Linked DNA regions of Mus musculus: region 1 is linked to region 2. The links are chromatin loops, found by intact Hi-C in ENCODE. Cell type or tissue: left cerebral cortex. All regions are shown on one strand. Links, peaks and the distances in the headings refer to the core of each region. The heading gives the core; the rest is flanking DNA.

Region 1 (11,929 bases), core at 2,415-7,414, 75 kb after region 2:
TACCATAGAAAACATTGACACAATAGTAAAATAAAATGCAAAATGCAAAAAGCTCTTAACCCAAAACATCCAGGAAATCCAGGACACAATGAGAAGACCAAACAGAAAGATAATAGGTACAGAAGAGAGTAAGATTCCCAATTTAAAGGGCCAGTAAATATCTTCAATAGAATTATAGAAAAAAAAAACTTCTCTAACCTAAAGAAAGAGATGCCCATAAACATACAAGAGGCCTACAGAACTCCAAATAGATTGGGCCAGAAAAGAAATTCCTCCTGTCACATAATAGTCAAAACACCAAATGCACTAAACAAAGAAAGAATATTAAAAGCAGTAAGGGGAAAAGGTCAAGAAACATATAAAGGCAGACCTATCAGAATTATACTTGAATTCTTACCAGAGACTATGAAAGCTAGAAGATCCTCAGCAGATGTTATACAGATGCTAAGAGAACACAAATATCAGCCCAGGCTACTATACTCTCTATTACCATACACGGAGAATCCAAGATATTCCATGAAAAAACAAAATATGTTTCCACAAATCCAGCCCTACAAAGGATAATAGGTAGGAAATGCCAACACAAGGAGGGAAATTATACCCTAGAAAATGCAAGAAAATAACCTTCTTTTAACAAATCCAAAAGAAGAGAGCCACACAAACATAATTCCACCTCTAACAACAAAAATAACAGGAAGCAACAATCACTATTCCTTAATATCTCTTAACATTAATGGACTCAATTCCTGAGTAGAAAGATATAGACTAAAAGACTTGATATGTAAATAGGACTCAGCATTTTGCTGCATGCAGGAAACACATCTCAGTTTCAAAGACAGACACTACCTCAGAGTAAAGGTCTGGAAATCAATTTTCCAAGCAAATGGTCCCAAGAAACAAACTGGAGTAACCATTCTAATATCAAATAAGATCAACTTTCAACCAAAAGTTATCAAAAAACGACAAAGAAGGACACTTCAAACTCATCAAAGGAAAGATATACCAAGAATTAGCTGTCCAGCAGCCATGGATTAACTGGGTTACCTGAAAGGAAGGCTGGAAATGAAAAAGGACTGGGGTATGGGGGGGCTGAGAAAGGGATGAAGCCAAGACAAAGTTTCTGATCAAGGTTCAAAGTTAATTTTCAGATTTTCACCACTGTATTTATATAGGGAAAGCCCACAGACCCATACTTTGTTTCAGCTGGATTGAGTTACAAAGCAAGATCAGCAGGCAGTCAATTCCTCAAAGCTCCTGCAGGAAATTGCAAATGAGGCAAGGCCAGGGGACTCCAGGTAGGTCACAAAACCCTCATGGTTTTGTGTAGCCTATTTAAGGTTGGGGGAAGGGCACAATTCCCACTTTTTTGTTTAATAAAGGTCAGCTGGACAGGGTCAGAAGATTTACTTGTTTTCCATAATCCCCTCTAGAAAACAAAATGGCCAAGTGGCTGTGCCTGTCTTAGGTCTGCGTCTATATTGCTCCTTCTTACCTGTCATGGACTACAAACATGGTTTTTGATGTATGTCTCTGGCTTAGATCAATAGGAGATCAAGAACACTCTTACCTGGCTACCAGCCTTCAAAAGCACACTCTTTCCTATTCAGACCAAAGTCACAAAGGACATATGAATACATACTCAATGCATTTCTTCATTGCAAAGAATAACTGCCACGGTGAATAGCTGAGCTTGCTAAAAGCAATCCCTGTGTGAAGGCAACTGATCTGTTTAAGATACAAGGTCCAAAGTTAAAAGCAACAAAATTATAATTAATGGTCCATGCAGTGTAGAAATTAAATCTGTAAGCCATGGCTTAATTTACCAGGATTCAAAACCATCCCTGGTTCTGTCTTTTTTTTTTTTTTTTTTTTTTGATTTTCCTTTTAGCTAGTTCTTCTCAAACTTTAGCCATAGAATCCTTTACTGTTCTTGAATGATCGAAGTAAAAGTAGCATTCTTTATTGAGGGCTATACCAAATCCTCCCTATTGAAGGAATAAAAGATTAGGATCATATACACATGAACTAATGCTTGTTCAAAATTCAGATCCTATCCAATTTTATTCAATGCAAAATGCAACTTCATAACAAACTGCAATTAATTTCCAAATATGCCTGTGAAAAATGTTCAGATCTAGCCTTCTAAATAAAGACATTTCCTTTTTTCCAATATTGGATTGATTTCTAGGCCAGTCCATGATTGAGTCACAATAACTTATCACATTAAAGGAAAAAGACAAGGCATTATAACTTCTCCTTTGGATTAATTTTTCTAGGTCAATTTTCACAGTCTCCAGGTTCTCTGTTCCACAAGGTCTAAAAGATCAAAGCAAGGCAGCTTGTCTAATCTGGGATATAGGCAAGCAATGGTGGGTCAAGAAGATATATCCAATATATTTTTCCTGTCACCATTGTCAGGCTACTCATCAAGCTCATAGGTCAGCATCATTCTTTGTCCTGGCATCAGCATGTCACACCAATCACTCTGGCAGCTAGCACCCTCCTACAGCATCCTTTGGAAAAAAACACAAACATGCTCTCTTCCCCGTATTAAATATATGAATAGGATCATACTATATACCAGTAAGTAGATCCTTCCATTTCACATAGGCATAACTATGCCTAGTTGTAGGGTGCCATAGACACTCAGCAGAGAGTTACTTGGCATCCAAAATTTAAATTAAAAAAAGGCACGATTTAAATAATGTGGTATACAGGAATATAATCCCCCTTTTTTGTTTTTTATAAAGATATTGTTTTAAATTCCACAACATCTGCCCTTTAGAATTATAAAGAATCCAAGAAATATTGGTAATATTAAATTGTCTACAAAACATCTCAAATGCTGGAATATAATAGCAGTTCTATTATCTGTTTAATCTGATTTGGAGCATTAAGCATAGAAAAACAATGCAGGCAATTACTAATTATATTTTTAATTTCTTCTCCAATTAAAACAGTGGCAATTAGAAAGCCTAAAATGTTGTCAAGTCAGATGTACATACTTTAATTTTCCAAAATCAGAAATATGAGTACCATTCATTTGCAATAATTGATTAGGTGTAAGTCCTCAAGGAGTAACACTGTTATGTGTTATAGGTAGAAACTAGGACATTGAGGACAAGTGTTTACAATATGACATGGACATTCTCTAAAAGATACCAAATTATTGTCTCAAGTTATTACTATTTTGACGATGTAAAGAATAAGATTGTATGGCCAATTATACCTGTGTAAGGCCTATTGTCTGTCTGGTATACAAATCTGCTATGGCATTGCACTAAGGGGTCTGTCTAGGCAATCTAGTATGAGCTCTTACATGGCCTATAAAGTAAGGAACAGTGTGTTCTCTTAAATTGAGTTGTCTTTCCATAAATAATTACAAAATTTGAGAATTAGCAGTCTCTAAAAAAGGAACAGATTCAAGCAATTGTAAACCATAAGCTACATATTGGCTATCAGTATGCAAATTAAAAACCTTGAAATTTCAACATTTCAAAGACAATGGCTACAGCATGTAATTCAATTATTTGTGCTGAAGTAGAGGGAAACTCAAGAGAAAAAACATGTTATCCAGTTATGTATGTTGCTTTCCCATTAGATGAGCCATCTGTAAAAACAGTAAGTATACAGAGACAAAAACTTTTTTTACACAATGTAAGGCTATTAGCCCTTTCTTCAGGGAAAATTTTCCAATGATATTGCTTCGTGGGCTCTTTAAAATTACAAGCTCACTAAAAACAAACACTTTACAATCACCAGGATGCATAGGAACAGTATAAAACAATCATCCAAATCCATAATAATTCTATATGCATATCCTGGAATGGCAGCTAGAGTAGACAAGCCAGGCTGTAATGCCTTCATAAGTTCCTACTTTCATTAACAATTCATAAATCTTAAGTCTGAACTTTGTTTTAGATTAATGGAATAACCAATTCCTTGGAGGTGAGTGAATACATCAGCTCCAATGTCTATTAATCCTTCAAAGCCCTTTTCTAAAATTAGTATTTTAAGGTTAGCAGATACAGTTATAATGCCATGGGGAGAAGCAGCAGTAATTTTTGTTTCTCCCGCATAATCAAAACACCTGAATAGATCTACAATACTTTGATAATAATGGTGCTTCAGTCTAAAATAATCCCCAGGTCCCCAGAGGCAAGGGTCCAAAAACTCCTGTAAGCAGGGTTAGCAATTCAAAAGAAATGCCACACAAGCCCCCACTGATGCTGCTCTGAGCTTTGCATTAACTCAAATGCAAATATTTATGGTATCCCTCCCCAGCGCCCCCCCTCCCCAGCCCCCATGCAAGGCAGCAGCCACAGCCAGACCCTAATTGTATGATGGTCCAATTTCTGTCTCCAAAAATCCTACCAGCTGCTTTTAGCAGTCTATCCAAATATTGCTGAAATGGTTCATTGCCTTGTTTGATCCTAGATAAACTCCCACTGAGATGTCATTTCCAATCTTAGGGAGTTAAATTTGCTTCTCCTACTGTATCCAATAAAGTTTGTGTAAAAGAGGGCAGCAGGGCCATACTGTGTCCCACCTACTTTTAACTCTTTTATTATTCTTGCAATTGTCTCTACTTGCTTGATTTTTTTCTTCATTACAAATATGAGTGAGTTAGAATCCTGAGCCTGTGATAGAACTGCAAACTGCAGCCAATGGATCACTGGCATTTTAACTATAATTTTAAAGTTTCTCTTCCAATATTAGAACATAACTATAATTTTGGAAAGCAAAACTCAAACTCCAACAAACAATCCATTCTCTTTAAAATCAACACCAAGTGCATCATCCCCATGCTACAAAGTTTTTGGCTGCCAGTTCCAATATATGAATGCATGGCAGTGCAGCTTTTAATGCCTCATTAAAGAGATATTGTTTTAAATCCTATCCTTTATAAGCCTATTTTCTAGGATAAGAATTACATAAAATATTATCCCAAATTAGAAATGTCTTTAGAGACCTGCTTTCCTGGGTTGGCTCATGCCATATGTTGTCTAGAGTGACTCCCACCCAGAGTTACCAGTTTTAACTTTCTGTTACCAGTGCTACAATTTTTTAATCACACCCAACAAATTATAGGCCAACACTAGATAACCAAGACATGCAGAATATATTTATAATTTTAAAACCACTCAGAAACCAAAATGAAGTGACTACACACATGTTATATATTTAGACCGAACAAAATTTTTATTTCTATAGCTGTAATTTCAAGGGGAAAAAAAAAGCATCTTGTCACTTGCTGAACCCAAGAAACACAATTGCAGAGATTTTTCTAGGAGAAAACAGCCATCAGCTTACTTGCCCTAGAACTGGAGAAGCTTCCGGCACCTTTAAGAGCAGCTTTTCAGCTCCTGGCAGGGCTTCTGCTGTTATGCTTGACTCCTAGCTGAGGGTGCAGGGCAACTTACCTGGTTCTGCTGTGAAAATTGAGACTGCCAGCAGATTTCTTTTCAACATGAAACACAGAACCACAATCATTCAAACAATGAAACAAAAACAGATATAAATTGACAAGTGGACAGAGTGCTGCAGGAAAGACAGACAATAGACAGAGAAGGAAGAGAACTTGATGTAACCAGAACTAAGGAATCTCCAGTAAGAGCCAGAGAGGAAGCAGAGAGACTCCTTATTTCCTCCTGGCCCTAGGAGAGCTCTGACCATTTTCTTCTTTTATGCTAATGTGTCCTGGAAAGGGGAGAACTGTTTTTCAGGGACCCATTCTGTCTATCTCTCTCTCTCTTACTCTCTCTTTCTCATGTCATGTGTATATTTACCATTTCTACTTTTGGGAACCATGTACAGCATAAATCTACTTGAGCTCAAAATTTTTCTAACATCTGTTTTAAACCCTGTTCCTCTCCCCTGATGCAGCTCTTGGCCCCAGATAAATGCCTATATAGAATGCCACCTTCCCAATTGTGCTGCTACCCCTAGGTAAATTTGACATCTGGTTGACACTTGTTCAACCTAGCTGTATCCTCTGTACCTCCTTCAACAACAGCCTCCAAAAAATAAACTTTATAACTAGCACTAGCATTAATGCTGTTCTTTGCTTACCACTGGGCACAACCTGAAGGATCAAGCCAAGACAAAGTTTCTGACCAAGGTTCAAAGTTTAGTTTTCAGATTTTTACCACTGTGTTTATACAGGGAAAGCCCACAGACCTGACCCATCCTTTGAATCAGCTTAATTGAGTTGCAAAGCAAGCTCAGCAGGTAGTCAACTCCTCAAAGTTCCTGCAAAAAAAAATTGCAAATGCTATGATGCCAAGGGACAGCAGCTAGGTTCTAACACCAGCATGGGCTTGTTTAGCCCACTCAAGGCTTGGGGAAGGGCACACAAGAATAACTCTCAATTCTGAACATCTATGGTTCAAATGCAAAGGAACCCACATTCATTAAAGAAACTTTACTAAAAATCAAAGCAAACATTGCAACTCATACAATAATAGTGGAAGACTTCAACACCCCACTTTTAGCAATGGATAGATCATGGAAACAGAAACTAAACAGAGCACACTGAAACTAATGAAAGTTGTGAACCAAATGGATTTAACAGATATCTATAGAACATTTCAACCTAAATCAAAAGAATATACATTCTTCTCAACACCTCATGCATGGTACCTTCTCCAAAACAGACCATATAATAGATCACAAAACAGACCTCAACAGATACAAGAAGATTGAAATAATCACATGCATCCTATCAGATCACCACAGACTAAGGCTTGTCTTCAATAACAACAACAACAACAAATAACAGAAAGTCCACATACACATGGAAGCTGAGCAACACTCTACTCAATAACAAGGAAGGTCAAGGAAGAAATAAAGAAAGAAATTAAAGACTTTTTAGGATTTAATGAAAATGAAGGCACAACATACCCAAGCTTATGAGACACAATGAAAGCAATGGTAAAAGGAAAACTCAGCTCTGAGTATGTCTCCAAAGAAACTGGAGAGAGCATGCACTAGCAGTTTAACAGCACACCTGAAAGCTCTGAAACTAAAAGAAGTAAGTATACCCAAGAGGAGTAGACTACAGGAAATAAGCAAATTCAGGGCTGAAATCAACCAAGTAGAAACAAAAAAGAACTATGCAAAGAATCAACAAAACCAGGACCTGGTTCTTTGAGAAAATCAACAAGATAGATAAACCCTTAGCCAGACTAAGCAGAGGGCACACAGATACTATCCAAATTAACAAAATCAGAAATGAAAAGGGAGATAAAACAACAGAAACTGAGGAAATTAAAAAAACACCAGATCCTACTACAAAAGACTATATTTAACAAAACTGGAAAATCTGGATGAAATGGACAATTTTCTAGACAGATACCAAATACCAAAGTTAAATCAGGATCAGATAAACCATCTACACAGTCCTATAACCCCTAAAGAAATAGAAGCAGTCATTAAAAGTCACCCAACCAAAAAAAAAAAGCCAAGGACCAAATGGGTTTAGTACAGAATTCTATCAGGCCTACAAAGAAGATCTAATACCAATACTCTTCAAACTATTCCACAAAATAGAAACAGAAGGAACACTACCCATTCATTCTATGAAGCCACATTTTTGCCATGTATTCTCCCTTCAAAATGGAAAGGTTTCTGTCTAATCAGGAACTTGTCACAATTTCCTTTCTTGGAGGACTTCATAAGAGATTTTTTTCTACTTCTACCACATTTAAGATTCCAAACAGATTTTTAAAACTGGTTGTGTTCATATTACTTTTAGTTTCAGAAGATATCATGTATATATAAGAGGCATTTAACAATTATAAATTATTTGGATGACTTAAAAATATCAATACTGAGTTGTATATTTTAAAATAAATTTTATTGGTTTTAAAAAAACAACCATAGGATCTGTTTTGGGTGTTGACCATCTTTGTTTTGAATTTCAAGTTTTGAGAAAGGGGTAGGCAGACTAAGGTGGGTGTGGTGGGAGGTGAGGAGAGTCTGGGAGGAACTGAGGATGGGGGAGAATATGATCAAATATATTGTTTAAATTTACTGTATGAAAAAAAATAAATATAAAAAAGAACTTGATGTTGTTCACATGAAGTACCAGTGATGCACCTAAAATGGAAGTTTTTAAAAAATAAAATCTAAAAACTGAAGCCCTGAGGGCCAGCAGAAAGAATGAAAACAGGCAACCTTTGAGGCAGGAAGTGGGGATCCCTCAAGAATGTACCAGAGACCTGGGAGGTGAGGGACTCAAAGTGAGGGACCTTAGATGAAGTGCCTTACAGTGGGGAGAGGGAACTTATAAAGCCCACCTCCAGCAGAAAGAAAGGGCAAGTGAGGGATGGAGTTGCCATCCCACAGTCAAAACTCTGACCCATAATTGTTCCTATCCAAAAGAATTGCAGGGACAAAAATGGAGAAGTGCTGAGGAAAAAGAAGGTCCAGGGACAGGCCCAAAGTGAGATCCAGCTTAAGTTGGGGCCCCAAGGCCTGACACTATTACTGAGGCTATGAAGTACTCACAAAAAGGGACCTATCATGACTGCCTTCTGAAAGGCCGAACAAGCAGCTAAAAGAGTCAGATGCAGATATTTGCACCCAACCAGTGGACAGAAGCTGCTGACCCCTGTTGTTGAAAGCTGGAAGAAGCTGAGGAGGAGGGCAACCCTGTAGGAGGACCAGCAGTTTCAAATACCTGGACCCCTGAGATCTCTCAAACACTGACCACCAACCAGGTAGCATACACCAGATGATATGAGACACCCAACACATATACAGCAGAGGACTGCCAGATCTGGGTTCAGACAGAGGTGTACCTAACTCAAGAGACTGGAGGACCCAGGGAGTGGAGAGGTCTGGTGGGGTAGGGGTTGGAGGGGTAGGGACATTCTTGTGAAGACAGGGGAGTGAGGAGGAGGTATGGGATGGGAAATAGTGAAATGGTGGACCAGGAAGGGGGTAAAAAACTGGAGTGTACAAAAACAAAAAACAAAAAAAACAAAGATTAACTAAAATTTAAAAAAATAATAATGAAAGACAAATAATAGTAGTAAAAAATAAATAGATAAATAAAAATCCAAAAACTAATATTCTAATTGAATTGTTAAATCTGAAAATCACAAGGAGAGAGACCAAGGCCATGAGTGTCCAATTTAAGCAAGTTTTATTTAATACTGGCCATGAAGATAAACACTGGTCATGCCCATACTCAGAATTCCCAGAGATTTGTGCTAGTCAGGTGCTCTTAAAGGCTGAACTCACAAAACTATGGCACTTCCTGCTGTTGTCCCTTTGGGGACAAACATATACCCTGATGTGCTTCCTGCCTATGTACCTCCCACCTATGTGTGACCAGGCATATCCTATGCAGTTGGGGCAACCAAATTTGCATATGAAGTGAAAATATGTGACTTGTTATCCTACATGAGCAACAGCCCCAGCATTCCAGAAAGTTGTCTGCCCATGGCTAGGTGGGGCTTACAGGGTAACTTTAGTTCTTACAGTATGTTCCTGGCATACTCATTTTTCTATAAGGAAGATATAAGGAACTTCTTTATGATAAATTTGACATGGGGAAGTACAAACATGTTTCTTTTATGGTTCTTCAGAGAAAATTATTGTGGGTCCAATAAAATGTCTGAGACAAAATGAACTGAAGAGGAAATTATTAACACAGTAAAGATACGCTGTTTATCTGAATTGGCAGAAGTCAAGCTTCCTTCTAAATATCTATGCACACCCATAGACAACTGCCATGCTCAGCCTAGCTCAGAGAAGCCTTCTGCTGCAGTGAGTAGAGAGAAAGCAGGAACTTGTGGCTACTTAAAGTGCTGAGAGTGCATGATGGTTGAAGGTTAAGACCAAAATAAGATATTACATTGTCCACTCAAAGGGTCAGGGAACACCACAAAAGGGGACAGAAGGAATGAAGCAGCTGGTTATGAAATCATTCCTTCAGAGCATGACACAGACATTGTAATCAAAATCTAACAGGAGATAGGGCCGCCTGCACAGGATCTCACAAGACTAGGCCTGTCAATCAAGGATCAGGGAGGGGCTCAAGGGGCTTTGCTTCCTGGGCTAACTACTGGTTCTTGATGCTTTCTCATGGAGAGGCTGTCACTGTTTTCAGTTGTGTACCCATGATGAGCTCACTGGCCTCCAACATTGATTCCTGACCCATGGCCTCATAGATGGCAATAACTGAACTTAGCAGGTCACAAAGCAACAAAAAGATGTGCATGTGGCAACCAGACTTGTAGGGAGGGTGGGGAGAGGGGATGACTGGAGAAGTGGGAAAAGTAAACAGAATGGGTTATGTATCTTCCTTCAAATATTAATTCAGTTAATTAAAAATGTTTACAGATAAAATAAAATTTTTAATTACTTAGTTAATTAACCTAAACTTTTCAGTTAGAGCATCACAAAACACACAAAGACTTCTGAGAAACTGTGTCAACCAAGAGGAGCCTAGGAAATGCACAATTTAACATAATATGAAAAGCTTGTTGGGACTCTAGAGCAGCAAAAAGACATTCAGAATTAATATACCAGCAACAACTCGATGGTTTGATAAATGGAACACACTAACATTAAGATATCACTACTAAGGAAAACTTGGTTGGGGCAGACAAAGGCTTTCTGCACTATCTCCACAACTTTTCTTTTTTCTTTTTTCTTTCTTTATTTGTTTGTTTGTTTGTTTGTTTATTATTAGACATCTTCTTTATATACATTTCAAATGCTATCCCGAAAGTTCCCTATACTCTCCTTCCGCCCTGCTCCCCTACCTACCCACTCCCACTTCTTGGCCGTGGCATTCCCCTGTACTGGGGCATATAAAGTTTGCAATACCAAGGGGCCTCTCTTCCCTGTGATGGCAGACTAGGCCATCTTCTGCTACATATGCAGCTAAAGATATGAGCTCTGGGGGTACTGGTTGTGGGAAGCCACATGTGCCATTGCAGGGTGGTGCTGGCTACCGCTGGCCACCACGCATAAGTTTGGGTAAAAACCCAATGTGTACATATGCAGTAAAGTTTTTTTGCCAAGATGAGGTTTTGAGAATTAACCAATCAGATGAGAGACATGTTAACCAATCAGATGAGAGACATATTAACCAATCAGATGAGAGACATGTTAACCAATCAGATGAGAGACATGCAAATGAGGTGGTAAGCATAACCAATCCGGGTGTGGGATACGCCTCTCCTAGGCCTATATAAGCAGCACCAGTTCTGGGCTCAGGGTCTTTTCGCCTCTGCAATCAAGCTCTCCCAATAAACGTGTGCAGAAGGATCCTGTTGTGGCGTCATTCTTGCTGGCGAGTCAAGCGTGCACAAGAACTGGTTAGTTCATATTGTTCCACAACTTCTCTATTGCTTTTTAACCCTTGTAAAGTTAGAAGCGATTTTTGTCTGTGTGTGTTCAAAGAGTGTGATTAAGGCACACAAATAAGAGCATAGTCTGCATGCTTATAAAGGAAGTTTGAGTTCTTATGAGGCTGAAGGGCTAAGACCCCACAGCTCAACTCACCATAGCCACTTAACCCCAGGGGTTCATCTATTCTCAAGGCCATTTTCCTCACCTGTTCAACAAAGTTAATACCTGTCCTGTCTCATTGTTCTGAGTAGCTATGTGTATTATTGGCATGATAGAACACTATCACCAAAAAAACAACTCTGGGAGACAGAGGTTAATTCAGCTAACAGTTCAACATCTCAGTCCGTTATCCAAGGAAGTCAAGGAAGAAACTCAAAGCAGAAACATAGTTGGAGGCAGGAACTGATGCAGAGGCCATGGAGGAGTGCTGCTTACTTGCTCACCCTGTTTTCTTATACCACCCAGAAATATCAGTCCAGGGGTGGCTGTGCGCTCAGTGGGCTGGACCTACCTAATTCAATTATTAATCAGGAAAATGCCCCCCACAGGCCAATCTGGT
Region 2 (11,929 bases), core at 4,337-9,336:
GGTCATCAGACAGAGACAAGCCAAGCTGGTGTCTAATAAGAAGATTCATCCTTACTGACCAGTGCTGGAATGGACTCTGCAGGCTACCAGAAAGGAAAGATAATTATATTACCCACTTGGACAAACCCTGTGATCTATAACAGTGACCTGACTTCAAGACAGATTGGTACAATAGTGGCATAAATGTTATGGAGGTGACCAACCTCTTTCTGATTATATTTAAGGCCTACTCATAAGAACAAAACACATACCTAACAGTGGCCAAGAACCCAAGATTAGATAAGTCATGGGCATTCATGAAAACCCACTAGTATTATTCTGCTAAAATAAAATAAAATAACTCCTAAGGACATAGCTCTATATGCTAGATCTGATCCTCAATCAACCTTCTTTCAGTAGATGGGGACCTAACACTGAGACCCACAACTCCACAATGTGCAGTGAAAGAGAGACGTGGATCACTCAGCTCTAAATGGGATGTCAGCATCAAATCCCTCCTCTCAAAGTTCAAGGATCTACGCAGAAGAGGAAGCAGAAAGATTGTACATTGATAAACGATGCCAAGAAGACAGTGTCTTGCAGATAGATGCACACATGAACTCACAGACAGAGTGGCAATGCACACAAGATCTGCACAGTTTCAAGCCAGATGAGGTCCCATCACTGAGGGGGAAGTGAACAGGGGTCCAACCCCTAGACAAGAAACTATTTGCAAATGATACAAGTGGACAGAGAAAGGACCAACTTTTTTCTTTTCTTTTCTTTTCTTTTCTTTTCTTTTCTTTCCTTTTCTTTTCTTTCCTTTTTTCCTTTTCCTTTTCCTTTTCCTTTTTTCCTTTTCCTTTTTTCCTTTTCCTTTTTTCCTTTTCCTTTTCCTTTTCCTTTTCCTTTCCCCTTTCCCCTTTCCCCTTTCCCCTTTCCCCTTCCCCTTCCCCTTCCCCTTCCCCTTCCCCTTCCCCTTCCCCTTTCCTTTCCTTTCCTTTCCTTTCCTTTCCTTTCCTTTCCTTTCCTTTCCTTTCCTTTCCTTTTTGTTTATTTGTTTTGATATTTGTCTTGGGGTGTTTTCTGTTGTTGTTTTTTTTTTTCAAAGAGCGACAGAAAACATGAATTAAAGAGGGTAAAAAAGTGGGAGGGGCTTGGGGGAAAGGAAAGAGGATAAAATATATTTCAAGAAAAATGCTTAATAGAAACGGGGGGGGGGGCAGAAGGATGATTCTTAACTAGAAGAGACTGATATGTTTGTTTTACCAAGGTTATTGGTCTTGCAGAGGTAAAAGTAAAAAGAGAGAAAATAAAAAGACCCAAATATGGCGGATAACCCCAAGGAACAGTGTTTCCAGGAAGCTCTCTTTCTTGCAGACTCAGCAACATGCATGCACATATGAACTCCCAGAAACTGAAAGCATAAACAAGTTTTCCCGGCACTAAAAGGGGAAGTATCCATGGGGTCCCACCCCTAAAAAGGAAGCTATGTGAATAGACACCTGCTGACAAAGGGAAAAACCAGTTTCCCCAATGAAGTTTACTGGGCATATTAACCATACTCTAGGGCAGGCTTTATGCCTGGGGTGAACACTATGGTATCTCTGTGGACATTTTGTTTGGGCATTTTTTGTCTTACTGGTCTTTTGCTCCTTTGTTTTTATTCTTGCATTTTTGTGGGGGGGGTTGGACCGTCTTGTGCTTTGGGTTTTGATTTGAACAAGAGATAGAGAACATAAAGTGGGGAGGTGGAGAGGTGGGGAGAGAGAAAGCATGACCAAAATATATGTGAAAAATTTTTTTAATAAAACAAACTTTTTGTCTGATAAGGAGGCTGCATACGGCTCTGATGCTCCCCAATCTCTTCCCATTGTTTCTTGACTCTCAGTAAGCTTTGTGGTCATTTTCTTCAAGGCCAGACATGCTGTAATGAGTAAAAGGAACTGAAGTATGTACATGGAAGACAGCATGCTTATAATCCCGCGAATTCTGTATGTATTAGTGAGCTATTGCCTCTGGCCTGTAAATGGCATATGTGACCTCAGAATCTTTCTCTCTCTGTCAGAGGACAGGACGGCTGGAGTGAACTAACGTATGAGATCTACATCTGAACTCCATATGAGAGCCTAGATCTGCCAGAGCTGGTCACTTCTTCCCATATCTTGTGAGCCGTGATAAAATCCCAGCAGGTTATGCGCTGTTTTTCTCGCTTCTCCTGAAGGCAGACTTTATTAGAAACTGATGACTATTTCAAAAATAGCTGTTTTCCCTCCCCTGCTTGCAGAGTGAGGTGGTTACCACCAGCATTTTCTGTGACAAATTGGTTAGGTTTCCCCAAGTAAAACTCACAAAAACTGGGTGCCGCCAGGACTGGATCATCCTGAGCCTCCAAGTCTTGACCAATCCAGTTCAGGTCTTCCTGACCTGTCACTGCTCTATAACCAGTGTCATACAGAAGACAAGCCAGTACTCACTAAACACTAGGCCGGCACGTCTGCAGAGTCCTGTCTTTAATTCACTTTTGTCTTTCTGAAGCAGATTTTATTATCCTTACCGTGTTGTCCAGGAAATGGACCGACAGAGAGGCTAAGTAGAACAATCATGTTCACCCAGTTACTGACAAAGGTGGGGTTGGACTCAGCCCAGAGAAAACCATTGTTCTTTACAGAGTCCCCACCAGCATCTGCAAGTTCCCATCTCCTTTCAGAAACAGTCAGGAAAACAAAGTATGAACACCAGATTTCCTCATTTAACATAGCTGTGAACACCATGAATATGAGCAATCACTATTTTGAAAGAAAGCATTGTTTTTAAAAGACATACTTTATGTATAGTGATATCATTTACACATTAAATAACTGTAACAAAATAACTCGATCTGGTTTTAGACAGAACAGAATGGGAGAGCTTTGCAAAAACCTTTCCCATCCCAAAACAAATGTATTTTTTTAAAAAACAAAAAACAAAACAAAAAAACCCCACTTTTTCTAACTCAGTCAGTGTGACAAATGCACACAGTGACTAATTGTGGCTAATTCCTAGTCCACTGATGGACAACATAATGAACAGGCAAGCCCAATCACGACCTCAAAGGAGTCACCTGTTCTCCTGTAACACAAGCATGGTTCTTACTACTTCATTGCACAAAAAGTTGAATTTACTTACATACCACGGGGGGGGGGGGTGAGGTGGGAGAAACATATGACAGTTGAAACTAGAAAAAATATTAGTTTTCTATCATCTTTCATAACTCCCGCAGCCTTTTGATGGAGTGAAGGAAAACACTCTAATTATAAAATAATTCTGCACCATTGGGGAGACTACGTAACTCTGCTCACTCTCGTTACCAATCAGACGGAATCTGCGCTATGGTGCCCACCAGAGTAAATGCTTTGGGATCTAGATCTTTGTTAGATTTTTAGCTAGGAGGAGTAGAAGTGCAGGCGATTTCTTCATCTATGACATTCTGGCTTCTTTTTTTAAGCACCAATCTGTTATCTGCCAAAATAGAACAGAACGGAACAGGGTAATAGAATAATCTTAGTCTTGCCCAGTCTTTATGACTCAGCCTAAATCCCATTGCCCTCCAACTCTGTCACCAGCCCTGACTCACCCAAGACGTTAGTAACTGGGGTGTGTCTCCTGTCTGCATCCACTTTGCTATCATTCACTTTTATTACAACACTCATATGCCTGTGTGATAGGCCTTCATAGGCCAATCTTCTTCACTGATGTGCGTGTCCCCCGTGGGAAAGGATGTTCTATCTCCCGAGCTTATTACAAAGCATGTCCTCCATAAATACCTAAGGGATCACTATGCAGACTGCATGACCAATTCAGTTAGACTTCCTCACACAGGGAGAAGTCCTCAGACAGGAATTTTGATTTCTCGTCAGTTTCAGAAGTCTTCATGGCAATCTAAGATAAAATATGTGATAATTTTGTTTTTTTCTGAGACTTTTATCATTGACTTTGATAGCCTTCATCACATACATACAGGGTTTGACCGGCTATGAGCCAAATTTCTCCCAGAGAAAATGATGTACAGCGGAGGAATGTAGTATAAAAGGTACTGCTGGAATCCTGCCTCGGCCTTTAGAATGAATGGTATGAGGTGGGACATAGCATTGGGTGAAGGTCAAAGACTAATGATCTCTGGCTTTATAACTCTTTCTGACTATTTTGTGCTAATAAGTGTCTCTCTAGTTAAAAGACCTTTCCCTGGTCAGGCAAGAGGTTTGGAACTTGTGAACTCTTTGTGAACCAGAGAGAGAAGGAAGGAAAAGAAAAAAAAATCTTTTGCACAGACAACATGCAGACATACACACACATTCATACACACACACACACACACACACACACACACACACACACACTGGTCAGGCCCAACTACCTGTCTCATCAACTCCACAAGTGTCATGCATACTTACATGTATACACATATACCTACACACATATACATAAGCATATGTATAGACAAACAGACATATACATTTGGTGGATGGGGCCGAGCCCCCAAGCCACAGTGTATGCCTTCTCTCTAGCCTTCTTAGATCTTCTTAGACAAAGTTCTTTGGAAATTTACCTCATAGATAAAATATTACACAAAAGGGGAGTTACAGAAGGATGTTGATAGTTAAGTTCAAAGCAATGGTTTATTCTGTAAGCTCATTATAAGTTCAAAGCAACAGTTTCACATGGCCACATTTTACCATAGTGCACACCTTGGCCTCAAACGAATGTTTTTCCTTGATTACAAATTTGTCCTAAGCCTACCTCTCTTGTAGTGTAATTGTGAAAGTGCATTGTATTCCTTATTATGCAGCCTTTACTTACTATTCTATGAGGAGTAGGCACATTCTATTCTTGATTCCAATTTTATTATATCTTTTTGGCAAAACAACTAAAACCATCTCTTAAAACTTTCTTTCTAAAATTATTTGGTGGGCTGATGCCCAGGAACCATTTGGCTATGTAATAGTGTCAGGAAAGGCATCTCAGCAGCAAGAAGCAATCCTGGGATGAAGTCTCTAAGACTGCATTCTTAAGGCTCACCCATCACAGGCTATGCAAAACGATGGGCGATCTCCAGAAACTTTACTCAGTTGCCTTAGTCTTTCCTCAATGGCTCTGACAGGAAATGAGATGGCTTAAGTCAGATCAAGGTGTACACTTTGTTCTCAGTCCTACTGGGTACATGGCTGAGCAACATAGTAAGGCTCAGTTTTCTCATTTGTAAAGGGGGGAGATGGCATCTACTTGTGGTGCTGTGCTGAGGACTAAGTTATTGTGTGAGTGCACCACATGCACTACATGGCATACAATAAGTGCTTGGTAAATATCATTTGATAATTAAGACATTCTGTCTTAGTCTGGAATCACCATAAGCAACCTGAGACAAAGATTCCCATAAAGGCAATTTACTAATTTATGAGAGGAAAGACAGTATGTGTGTGAAAGAAATAAAGTGACCGAAGTGACGCAGCAAGCAGGAACTTGGTGACAGACAGTACCACACAGATCACATGGATTGGCCCACAGGGATCTCTACTACATTTAAGAAATTGTTTTAGCCAGAGACAAGGGCCCTCATATTTCACACACTGCAGAAGACCAGCTCTGCAGATAGGAGCTGATTTCTGGTTCTGCGAATGAAGCCGCTTCATTAGCACAAGATCCATTCTCTTCAGAAGAACCCAAGCCCTGGTCACTCAAGCATTGCAGGCATGGGCAGGGAGAAGAGGCTGCATATTAGAATATAAAAGGGATTTGAAGATATTTGGGTGGAATACTACCTTCCAAGATGTAACTAACACAGCACAACATACCTAGTCATATTCAGTACGCAAAAAGACAGACGTGGGTGCAAATCCTGTTTCCTGGTTAACCAAACATGGATGCTTGATTGTACACCTCCGAGTCTGTATTTCACCATTTGAGAAGGTGGATGGAGGTACTTTAAAGAGTAACTGAAAAGTGAGTGAGTTCATGTGAACAACTCTCAGAGGTCAGTTAGACTCAGGTGAGATAAACAAAGAATGCATTGTACAGATCGAGGTGAACAGTAAAGCTCTTCAAACAAACCCTACTTAAGGCAATTTTTGTTCTGAGAATAAGGTCTTATTGTCTTTTCATTCTTCCAATTATATGATAAGAATTTAAGAGTCATAAGTCACAATATTTCTGTAGCAGCCACTGAGTTTACAGCTTCAAAGAAGAAATGGGCACTCTATGCTCAGAAAACAGTAATAGAGAAACCAGGGAGTCAGGAGAAGTGGAGGTGATCAACAACCATGAAATGGGATCAGCCTGGCATAAAAGTCATGGTCTTCAGTCTGTTTTGCCACTAAGTCAGCTATCATTCCTTGGACCTCAGCGTTCTCAACTACAAATCAGTTTTGGTTGAAGTAGCCAATTAAGGCTTGTTATACTGTGTGGCTCTCCAGCCTTATTTACATCTTCTTCCCAACCTCCTATTGGAGAGAACAAAAGAAAACACCCTTCCTTTGTCCTGCAAAGGATAGGGAAATACAAAGAAGGGAATGATAGGCTGGTTGCACAGGGAAGGCTTCACAGCAAAATAGAATCAGCATCAGAAGCGAATGAGAAAGCTGCTGAGGAAAATGAGTGAGCCCAGGGGCTGGAGAGGGACGAGCACACCAGCAGCTCCTGCAGAGGACCTGGGTTCAGTGTCCAAGACTCACAGGGACGTTCACAGCCATCTGCAATTCCAGTTCCAGGAGATCCAATGCCCTTTTCTGACCTCTTTAGGAACCAGGCACACACATATATACATTCAAGCAAAACATTCGTATAAATAAAATAAAATAAAAATTTTAAAACGTACTACTTTTTTTAGTGTGTATTTAAGAGAATAATAATGACAGGGGATACTTTTCATAAAGTGTGAACAGACTCTTTCAGCAGGAGGAAAAATTTCTTGTTGGTAAAACTCGGGAATAAGACTAGAGTTGCGAGTTAGCACCGGATTGAAATGAATTCTGAAGTACAACATGTGCCAGCACTCGCTCATCACTCAGAGATGTAGGAAAGCAAGTCACCAGTGCTGGCTTCAGACTACAGAGCTCTGGAAATAGATCCCCCTCAGCTGGTCCGGGTTCAGTGTGTAGGTTTAAATGAAGGATCAAGAAAGAATTTCCGTACTTCCTCATAGCATAGAAAACATTTGGACAGGATAATTCCGGATTAATATTTTTGAGATGGGTGGATGGCTCCATCCCTCAACAGGGGGCCAGGCCTAACCACTGCATATGGTCTCTACAGATTCTCTCTCCCCTTTGTTGGGTGCTTTGGCTAATGTCATCCCTGTTGGGTCCTGTGAACCTCTTGGGTCCCTGGCATCTGGGCAGGTGGCGCTTACAGGGTAACTTTAGCTCTTACAGTATGTTTCTGGCATATTCATTTTTCTATAAGGAAGATATAAGGAGCTTTTTCATGATAGATTTGACATGGGTAAATACAAATATGTTTCTTTTATGGTTCTTCAGAGAAAATTATTGTTGATCCAATAAAATGTCTGAGATACAAAGTGAACAGACTAGGGAATTGCTTTTTAAAAAAAGTAAAGATATGCTGTTTATCTAAATTGGCAGAGGTCAGACATCCTTCTAAATATCTGTATATACCCATAGAGAAATGCCATGCTCAGCCTAGCTCAGAGAAGCCTTCCGCTGCAGTGACTAGAGAGAATACAGGGACTTGTGGCTACTTAAAGTGCTGAGAGTGCATGCTGGTTGAAGGTTCAGACCTAAATAAGATATTACACTGTCCCCTCAAAGGGTCAGGGAACACCACAAGAGGGGACATAAGGAATGAAGCAGCTGGTTATGAAATCATTCCTTCAGAGCATGACACAGACATTGTAATCAAAATCTAACAGGAGATAGGGCTGCCTGCACAGGGTGTCACAAGATTGGGCCTGTCAATCAAGGATCAGGGAGGGGCTCAAGGGGCTTTGCTTTCTGGGCTAACTATAGGCTCTTGATGCTTTCTCATGGAGAGGCTGTCACTGTTTTCAGTTGTATACTCATGACGAGCTCACTGGCCTCCAACATAGATTCCTGAGCCATGGCCTCATAGATGGCCCTAACTGAACTTAGCAGGTCACAAAGCAAAAAAAGATGTGCATGTAGCTATGCCAGAAAGATTTTGCTGACAGGACCCTGATATGGCTCTCTCTTGTGAGGCTATGACAGTGCCTGGCAAATACAGAAGTGGCTGTTCACAGTCAGCTATTGGATGGAACACAGGGCCCCTAACGAAGGAGCTAGAGAAAGTACCCGAGAAGCTAAAGGGGTCTGCAGCCCTATAGGTGGAACAACAATATGAACCCCCCAGTACCCTCCCTCCTACCCACTAGAGTTCAGTCTGTAGCTGCATATATAGCAGAGGAGGGCCTAGTCGGCCATCAATGGGAGGAGAGGCCCTTGGTCTTGCAAAGATCATATGCCCCAGCACAGGGGAATGCCAGGGCAAGGAAGCAGGAGTGGGTGGGTTGGGGAGCAGGGTGGAGGGAGGGTATAGGGGGCTTTAGGAATAGCATTTGAAATGTAAATAAAGAAAATATCTAATAAAAGAAAAGAAGAAAAACATGCATGTAGCAACCGGACTTGTAGGGAGGTAGGGAGAGAGGGTGACTGGAGATGTGGGAAAAGAAAACAGAATGGGTTATGTGTGTTCTTTCAAAGATCAAATTCAGTTATTTAAATTCTATGTTGTGTATCCTTCCTCAACAGTGACGAGCAAAGTATGACGTTGAAAAACAAGTTCTATTCCTATATAGTAGGGATGGTCTGTTTGTTTGCTTGCTTGTTTACTGTGATAACTCGACTTTATCAAATCTCCTTAAATGTAGGAGATGCTTTACAGCCTTGTGTTTCAAGCTCATTTTACCTAGCATTTTATTTATATCATTATTGTATAGATGACAGAGAGAATAGGTAATAAGTGATTTGCTCTTTAAAATGCAGGCAGGGCTCTAGAATGGATAAACATTTTATTGTGGTTTTATTTTATGATCCTATTCTATAAAAATAAGAAAGTCTTTGTGTATGCTTAGGAAATTAACTGAAAATGGGAAGCAGCATATTGTGTCTCAAGAAGAAAGGATGCTATGTATTTTATAATTTTCTGATCACTTTAAACAATACCAAACAAAAAACTGTTATGTAACCTGGCTATGTGTATCCTATACATGAACATTGACCTTTAAACAGTCACCATCCCTCAATGAGCTAACAGGTGATGTTTAGGAGTATATATAGACCTGCCAAGAGACACAGAGAAACAAAGGCCTCTGGGTGACCAGGCTGGAATGATGGCTTTCTCCAGAGGGCCTGTTTTCCTCCTCCTCCTCCTGTACCTGCTTTGGGGGTCAGACACTTCCTTGATAAGGCTGAATGAGAATGGTTATGAAGACATCATTATTGCCATTGATCCTGCTGTGCCAGAAGATACAACAATAATTGAACACATAAAGGTAAGAAAATCAGGCTTTCTCCTATTTGAGTTATGAAGAATAAAAATGTTAATAGTAATAGTAAGAGTTACTGTGAAAACCTCTGAATGCTTTGAGAAGTTTGAAAACAGAGCAGACAGTTTTAGAAGGCATGGAGTGAGATGAAGGCTCTAACACATTCCAGATGAAGGTTCTAGAGGTTCTAGAAGAGATATGATCTTCTCACCTTAAGATCAAAGACAAAGCAGAGAGCCTCTGTGATCTCAGCCTCCTTGTCTGTCATTTAGAAGTTGGATTCTCATTCTGTTTTTGTAATTTTTTTAATTATTGTGCATGCATACACATATGCTTGTTGAACCATTGAGGAAAGAGAAGTAACTGAAAAGAGAAAGGAAATATAGGTATGCCTTCTTTTCCAGGACATCAGTAATATCAGAGTGAGTGGGAGAGTAGGTATGAGGTTAGTAGGTTACTGTGGAGCACGCTGCCTCAGAAGAGCAAGGCAAAGCAGAGCACAGCTGTAATAGGCAAGAGTGTAAGTCACTGTTTCCTGCAGGGAAGCCCTCAGAGAAGCCCCACTGATGATATGACATGTGAGCAGACGCCAAGACGAGAGCCTTATGTGGGTAATAGCAGGTCACATAATCAAGGAAACAGTGAATAAGCTGGAGGAAGGGTGTCTGTCTTACACTGAAGCTGGGAGAGGCTTATGCACAGAGGCAGAGCCCAGAGCTTTGGAAAGTAATGAGACTCCATGAAAGAGCTTAGTGGAGGATGTGGACCCTTTGGGGTCTATTCTATGACCGCTCTGTCTACCTGAAACCATAGAAGGCTCACTCATATCACATCACTGTATGAATGTAGGATAGGGGTGAAGAAGGAGCCAGGCTGTGGTTATGAACAGGAGTGTTGACTGGGACAAGGTATGAGGAGTGATTCAAGTGATGCTGAACATATTTGGAAAGCATGAAAGACAACACTCTTGTGAAATGTTAAGAGGCAAGGCAAACTTTCCAACTTTGGCTTAACTACTTGTAGAGAACTTTCATCAGCTGGGAAGGGAAACTATAACAAAGAGCTGTGCCTGGGGAGGAGGAGCTAGCTCGAGGTGGTTACAGATTGAAGTCCTTTTTGGCATCCATGACATCTGAATTCATGGGGAGATGTAAAATGTGTACTTAAGTGAAAATTAGAGTCGATCAGTGTGTGGAGGGTGTGAGCCCACCAAGTGGTTGCAAACAGAGGGAGAGGCCCCCTCACTGATCTTAGGACTTTAGGTTGCTAAAGTCTCTTCCAACCCCAACATTCCATGTAAAGACTGCCATTTCAGCTACATGATCATTTCTCCCATCCTCAGGAGCAACATCCACAACTTCTACTTGGTTTGGGGTCATCCCCATTGGGATCAGTGCTCGTTGTTGAGTTCCCTACTGGGCATGACCTGAATTATCCTTATGATTTCAGTTGGCTTCCACTTGTCATGCATTCTCTGTCAACCACCCAGCAGCTCAGAGGTGTCACTACCTGGTGTCCTTTGAGCAATTAAAAAAAAAAAAAGATACAATCTTGGTGTTCAGGAATAAATGGTTGGCTTCAAATGTTTTTGAATTCAGAAAATGGATATTTGATAAAGAGTTTTTTAGATACATAAAAGATTTCTCAGTGTAGTCTTCTATTGAACATTAGAAGTAGAAATTCAATCCTTTGCCAACATGTCTGCAGTTTTGTAGGGTTTTTGTTCTGTTTTGTTTTGTTTTTGACACTTATCCTTTTACAAAGTCTTCATCAGGCAATTTTGTGACTTGCTATCATCTACTTATACACAGTGATTTTGAAAAACTCTTACAATTGATGGCTTGATATTCTCCATTTTTTTAAAGTTTCCTTTTTTATTTTGTGTTCAGGATCCTTTTGGGTTTGAAACTTGACCACTTCTGCAAACACTGATATTTCATGGGTTTGTTTGTTTGTTTTTTTTAAATCTGAACATTATAGGAATTCTGGGAGGAATTTAGAAGGAAAACCAAAGGATTTCTGATTAGAAGACATTAAGAAACCATTATTAGGCACCTGGGTATCCCTGAAGATGAAAGGTACCTATGATGTCTCTGATAGTACTCCATGGCCTACAAAAATGCTACTAAGAAAGCCAGATGGGTCATGGAGACTCTCAAGGAAATGCAGTCCCTTGGAGTTATACAATACACAACCTACACAGTTGTGCACAGCAAGCCTATTTGTTGCGGGAAATATTAAAAAACAAAACAAAACAAAACAAAACAAAAAACCCCGCCAACTTTCTGGGGTGCCAGACCACACGTCTACGGTCCTGCCGGCCTTACGACTCTCTGCAGCTAACCACCACCATCACCATCACCACGACCACCACCACCACCCCTTATCCCCCCACCCCACCCCCCGAGGCATCTAGCTCACATGTCACAGGAGCCACTAATTCCCTCTCTGCTA

The links. A loop is a pair of places that touch in the nucleus more often than their neighbours do. Peaks named below come from ENCODE experiments on the same cell type or tissue, not always from the same donor. Only the 100,000 strongest peaks of a DNase experiment are listed, where the experiment ranks them.
Region 1: it touches region 2 in a loop (2.0-fold over the local background); 1 of 42 quality-filtered maps calls a loop at or near these places.

What each region holds. Positions count from the first base shown.
Region 1 is chr3:144,895,318-144,907,246 of GRCm38, reverse strand. It overlaps the pseudogene Clca4c-ps. Among named protein-coding and RNA genes, the nearest start is that of Clca4b, 31 kb to the left of the region's middle. In left cerebral cortex, for the core only: no CTCF peak of the experiment used is centred there; DNase peaks (open chromatin) are centred at 4,994 and 5,323; H3K27ac peaks cover 598 bases.
Region 2 is chr3:144,972,402-144,984,330 of GRCm38, reverse strand. It overlaps Clca4a (chloride channel accessory 4A), which reads left to right and starts at 9,286. Exons shown (of 14, transcript NM_207208.3): 1 at 9,286-9,481. The coding sequence starts at 9,317. Gm35066 (a long non-coding RNA gene) reads right to left here. Exons shown (of 4, transcript XR_376167.3): 3 at 3,596-3,900; 4 at 1,768-3,480. In left cerebral cortex, for the core only: no CTCF peak of the experiment used is centred there; a DNase peak (open chromatin) is centred at 7,034.